Linked DNA regions of Homo sapiens: region 1 is linked to region 2. A link is an interaction called in ENCODE POLR2A ChIA-PET data of the cell type or tissue named here. Cell type or tissue: GM12878. All regions are shown on one strand. Each heading gives the region's core, and the rest is flanking DNA. Links, peaks and the distances in the headings are about the cores only.

What was found. Peaks named below come from ENCODE experiments on the same cell type or tissue, not always from the same donor. Only the 100,000 strongest peaks of a DNase experiment are listed, where the experiment ranks them.
Region 1: POLR2A ChIA-PET joins it to region 2 with 11 read pairs; 2 of 35 experiments call an interaction of 5 or more read pairs at or near these places.

What each region holds. Positions count from the first base shown.
Region 1 is chr6:31,689,557-31,692,468 of GRCh38, reverse strand. ABHD16A (abhydrolase domain containing 16A, phospholipase) reads left to right here. Exons shown (of 20, transcript NM_021160.3): 8 at 551-665; 9 at 789-890; 10 at 1,867-1,930; 11 at 2,342-2,391; 12 at 2,765-2,888. LOC105375018 (a long non-coding RNA gene) reads right to left here and starts at 2,820. Exons shown (of 2, transcript XR_926696.2): 1 at 2,503-2,820; 2 at 1,153-1,711. In GM12878, for the core only: no CTCF peak of the experiment used is centred there; no DNase peak of the experiment used is centred there.
Region 2 is chr6:32,855,509-32,858,401 of GRCh38, reverse strand. It overlaps PSMB9 (proteasome 20S subunit beta 9), which reads right to left. Exons shown (of 6, transcript NM_002800.5): 2 at 2,197-2,264; 3 at 1,008-1,139; 4 at 268-397; 5 at 1-38. Among named protein-coding and RNA genes, the nearest start is that of PSMB9, 2.8 kb to the right of the region's middle. In GM12878, for the core only: no CTCF peak of the experiment used is centred there; no DNase peak of the experiment used is centred there; H3K4me3 peaks cover 906 bases; H3K27ac peaks cover 611 bases.

The DNA.
Region 1 (2,912 bases), core at 250-2,749, 1.2 Mb after region 2:
ACCACCTATATCTTATAGTGGAACAGACACTGGGAATTTTCTTTTGCTGGGAGTTAGGAGGCAGCTTCTAGAATACCAAGGAACAGGGTGGACTTAGTGGTTGGTTGTTGACAGTGTGCTAATTAGTCAGGGAGGCAAGCCATATTTGAGGTTTTGAATTATAACCATCATTTTTTAAAGCATTATTTATTTGGGGACCTTTAATATGTTGTACTTATATTTTAACAGAATCATAATCTGATGATAACTTTGCATTTACTTATTATGTATAGACAGTTACATCATAAAACTCTCAGAATTCTGTACATACAGGATATGTGTGCACTGAGCCACAATATAAAATGTTTATCTTACAAAGGTTGCAGTAAGAAAAGTTTGCAAAACACTAGCCTGGTACATATTTCATTAAGGCTTGAAAGAGGAAAGTAAAGCTGTGAAGGTCAGGGGTAAAGCAGGCCTTACAGTCTGTGAGTGCTAGGGCTGGGATGGTCCCCAGCACAGTCCCCAGGCCTCAACAGGGTTGGGGTTTGTTAACCTGTGTTCCCCACAGCTACCTGGTGGCGCACACCCTAGGGCGCCGGATGCTGTATCCAGGCTCTGTGTACCTGCTGCAGAAGGCCCTCATGCCTGTGCTGCTGCAGGGCCAGGCCCGACTGGTGGAAGAGGTGAGGCTTCCCTGCCCGCACATCCCCTAAAGCCCTCCCCTCTCACCCCCACCCACCCCGCCCCACCCCTGTGATGTGGCCTCCTGACCCTTGCATCTTGGCCATTGCGTCTTCCGTACTCAGTGTAATGGGCGCCGGGCAAAGCTGCTGGCCTGTGATGGCAATGAGATTGACACCATGTTTGTGGACCGGCGGGGGACAGCTGAGCCCCAGGGACAGAAGCTGGTAAGAGGGAGCAGAGAGCCCAGAGGTGGGGTGAGTGTGAGGAAGGCAGTAGAGGTCTGGGGACCCCAATGCTATAGCACCTCCCTGAAGGAACCACTACTGGGGATAATCTCATGTCCTAGCTCCACGCTAAAGACCTTGTGATGTAGTGAAACCCTGTGATAGAGAAACAGATGAAGTAGGAGAGACGTTCAAGGACGAGAAACTAATATTAATAGTTACCACTTTGACAGCACTTCACACTTATATATATTTAATTCTCATATATATATGAAGCATATATATTTAATTCTCAAAAGAATCCCGTGAGATAGGTACTGCTTATATTAGCCCATTTTACAGGAGATGAAACTGGGGCACAGAAAACCTTTCCTGGACCTCACAGTAAGTGGTAGAGCTGGTATTTGGACCCAGGCAGCCTGGCCTCAAAGTCTCCTACCTCCATGAAGCAGCCGTGGAAAGAGCGCTAAGCCAGGAGTCTAGGGAGCTGGGTTCTAGTCCTGGCTCTGCCCATCTGTTATGAGAGTTCATGCAAATCCCACCATTCGTGGGTTTCAGCTTGGGGCGCCATGGCATTACAGTTTATCTGACCATAAGACTGGAGCTCAGAGAGGGATAGGGAGAGCAATCAGCATACCACACAATAGCAATGGTCACAGAAGATAACAGACCCGAAAACGAGAAAGGAAAAACATCTCCATAGTCCCCTTCCTGAAAGAGATCCAGCTGGTAATCTTCCAAGGAAAAGACATGGCTGGGTGGTCGAGCAGGTCAGCCTCTGAGGAGTATTTGTAATCCCTTTGCTTCTCCTCTTATGGACCCTGTGGAATGAGAAGCTTCCATTCCCCTTGGAGAAAACAGAAACCTGCCCTTTCCTCTTCCCTGCAAAGCTCTTCATGGGCTGCCCTCCCTGCCCAAAGGGAGTTTTTCAGTCCCAACTTGGCCCCCCAGCCCTTCCTTCCTGCCTCCTTCCTAGGTGATCTGCTGTGAGGGGAATGCTGGGTTTTATGAGGTGGGCTGCGTCTCCACGCCCCTGGAAGGTAGGACGGTGACTCAGCCTCCTTATCTCCGCCCTTTGAAAGGGAATGTCCCTGCCTCCCACACTGACCTGACCTCCCCTGGCCTCTGCTTTCTCTGGGTGAGGTTTTGAGTCTCTCAGCTTTAGGGAAAAGTCCACTCGCCATTTGCTTTGATAACCTTACATCCCTCCCCTGGCCTGTGTCCCTAGCTATTATGCTTTTCATTCTGTTCCATTCCCCCACCACACACCCCACACAATCACATGCTGCTCCCTGTGCTGCCTCAGAACCTCTGGTGTCATCTCCTATTTCTGGGAAGGCTTGGAGTTATTTGCATCTAAGCTGGGGGGTACTTCTGCTCTTCCTTCCCCCAGGGATGGAGAAAGGGCTGTGGGCCACAAGGTCTCAGTCCCTCCTCCCCCTGTGTTACAGCTGGATATTCAGTCCTGGGCTGGAATCATCCAGGCTTTGCTGGAAGCACGGTGAGACCATCTCAGGAATCCCTTCCTTTTCCTGAATTATGTCTGTTTCCCTCTGGTCAGCCATTGGAGGGAGGAGAGGGGCTGTGGATTTCTTGAAGGCGTCCCACTCACCTGAGGGCTGGGGTCTAGGAGGTTGTGAAGGCAGCATTGGGAGCCATGCCCCCATCCCCACAGTGCGGGGCTAGCAGGAGAGGAGGAGGTAGATCTCATTGTACACATCCGTCTTCTGGAGAGAACAACCTCTCCTACCATCCCTTCCTTCTACACCTTCTCTGCCTGTCATAGGTGGCTGCAGGAGGGGTCCACGTTGGGAGGGACAGGTGAGCTGGCCTTTGGTGCTGACACACTCCTGACTTTGCCCTTTCTCCTGCAGGGGGTGCCATTCCCGCAGAATGAGGCTAATGCCATGGATGTGGTGGTCCAGTTTGCCATCCACCGCCTAGGCTTCCAGCCCCAGGACATCATCATCTACGCCTGGTCCATCGGCGGCTTCACTGGTACCAGCCTCCCTCCCATCCCCC
Region 2 (2,893 bases), core at 1-2,500:
GGCTGTCGAGTCAGCATTCCTCCCAGGGTTCCATATACCTGGGAAAGGGATCCTCAGGTTAAAGAATCATCAAGCCCTTCCTTCCCACTGAGACATTAAGTGGTCTCTGCACCCTGCAATGAAGCCCTGGTATCTCATATCCCCAAAGTACTATGCTTTCAGAGGTAGTGTCCTTGGAACTCATTGCTAGAATGACATAGGACTTCCATCTTCCTCTGCAGGAGAGTGGGGAAGCCCAGAGGAGAGAGTGCTTTGGGAGAAACTCACCTGACCTCCTTCACGTTGGTCCCAGCCAGCTACCATGAGATGTGCAGACAAGTCCTCTCGATATTTATAGCTGATATTTCTCACCACATTTGCAGCAGCCAAAACAAGTGGAGGTTCCTCCAGTTCTATCCTGAGGGAAATATTAGGAATAAAGGTTGATAGAATTTTAAGTCTCATTCTCCTATACTGTTACCATCATCCCTGCTAAACGACCCCTGAAAACTGTAACTGCAATAGCTCAAACTGCAGCCTCCCTCCCACATGTACAGGGGAACCAGAGTCCCACACCACCAACTGGTAAGAAGCTTTCAATTGCTCACTCTTTTGCTCAGCCCCACCCACATAACTTTCTTTTGGCTGCAAGGACCCTGCTCTTATGGGGAAAAGCAGATAAGGTTACTTCCGTCCCAACGACCTTGATTTCTCGTATGGTAACTGCCTGATATTATGGTGGGTCACAATATCACCTTCTTCCTGATTATTTATATCAGGATAGTGATTTACAGCTTTTAAACTGTGTTCACATATAGAATGTGGTTCTCAAAATAACCGTCTCATGAGGTACTATATTATCTCCACTTTACAGATGCAGAAACTGACAGATTCAAGTGCCAGCAAGAGCCGAAACAAGACTTTTCCATTTCCCAGTGTCCAGCTCCTGGAACAGCACACTGTACAGGGATTCATGCAGGTTGGGGGAGCTCTAGTGGGTGGGGAGTCAGAACTCCAGAGCTTCATACCCATGGAGCTCCAGCTGGTAGGCGGCCATGTCGGCCACGGCTTGGGCATCAGCAGCTGAACCAGAGAGTGCACAGTAGATGCGCTCGTGCAGCGGGGACAGCTTGTCAAACACTCGGTTCACCACCGCCTCGCTGTCAGGAGGGAGTCAACAGTCACCAAGTTAAAACTCAGGTTTTTTTTTTTTTTTTTTTTTTTGAGACAGTCTCACTCTGTCACCCAGGCTGGAGTGCAGTGGATCAATCTTGGGCTCACTGCAAACTTCGCCTCCCTGGTTCAAGTGATTCTCCTGCCTCAGCCTCCCGAATAGCTGGGATTACAGGCACCCACCACCAAGCCCAGCTAATGTTTGTATTTTCAGTAGAGACAAGGTCCCAACATGTTGGCCAGGCTGGTCTCAAACTCCTGACCTCAAATATCTGCCCACCTCGGCATCCCAAAGTGCTGAGATTATAGATGTGAGCCACTGCACCCAACCAGAACTCAGGAATTTTTGAGGGTGATCATTCAATGTCTCTCAAATTTCTTTGACAAGAGAATAGCATGAAGTTTAATGCTTGGATTAAAGCAGGAGGCAAATAATCATCTCAGATATTATTAATCACTGCAGATGTTAATCAAAATTAGGCTTATTTTTCAGGCTTAGATTTTATAACAAAGCAAAAAATGCTAAGGTAAGAAAAATATGCCTCATCAATTTTCTTTGCTATTAACAATCTTGAGAGAGTTATGTTCTATGGAACATAATGTCAGTAATATTGACCTAACCCCATATACTCATTTTGCATGTGAGGAAATTGGTTAGGAGTGGGAGAAGAGACAAAATAGTTCAATATATGGTAAATGAGAAACCAGGTATCTGCTTGACAGAATCATCTTTTTGATCCCTAAGCACAGATGGAAAGAAGACCCTCAAAAATCTATCTCCTGTCCCCCTCTCAGACCCTATTCCTTTACTCATCCCTGTACACTACTGGGACAGGTCACATACACATTCAGACCCCAGATCCTCCTCCACAAATTCAGAGACCCAAGCACCCACCAAATAGCTTATCATAGTGGCTTTTGGGGAAGGTCAACTCCATTCCTCCAAGGCTCCAGTTTGCCAGTCTTTTCATGAATGGGTAAGGAAAGTGTGTATTTGAGGCCATTAGCTTCTTTCCAAATGCATACATCTTCACTTTTACTCACCCTGCAGACACTCGGGAATCAGAACCCATCACAACGCCCCCGTCAAACTCCACTGCCATGATGGTGGTCTGCAGAGACACAGAATATGGAATGTCAGGGCAAGAACAGCCTTGATGCCCTCATGTTAGAGAAGAAGAAACATTCCCAGAGAGGCGAAGTGACTGGCTCAAAGATTACACAGTAACAGGCCAGAGCTGACTGTCAGTACAGGCTTTTTTTCCCTTCATCTTTCCACTTTCTCTATTGCTTCATCCGGCTGCAGGGGAATGCCACAGCCCAGCTGTGATACAACACAGAAAGAACTGTGTCCCTAAGTTCCAACTTGCCTAGTGGAATCCTCTCCACTGTAGAGAGGTGGAGATGAGGCTCCTACAGGTAGAAGTGAAGCAGCTCCGCAAGTGAAAATTATCTCCAACGGAAGGGCTCATAGTATGTGCAGATGTGGTGTAGACCCAACACAGAGTAATTGACTATGATCTTGGGAAACAAGGTCAGTCTATTTTTTTTTTTTTGGTCCACAATCCTCCACTCTCACCCCCCATTTCATCAGAAGTGAGCTCTTCCAATTTACTGAACATTGGAAAAAATCGAGGAGGGCAGTGGTTAGCATGGCCAGGGGCAAGGCAGGAGAGAAGCAGCAAGGAACACATACAGATGGTTGAAAATAAAAGTTTCAGTTATGGAATTTCCGATCAAG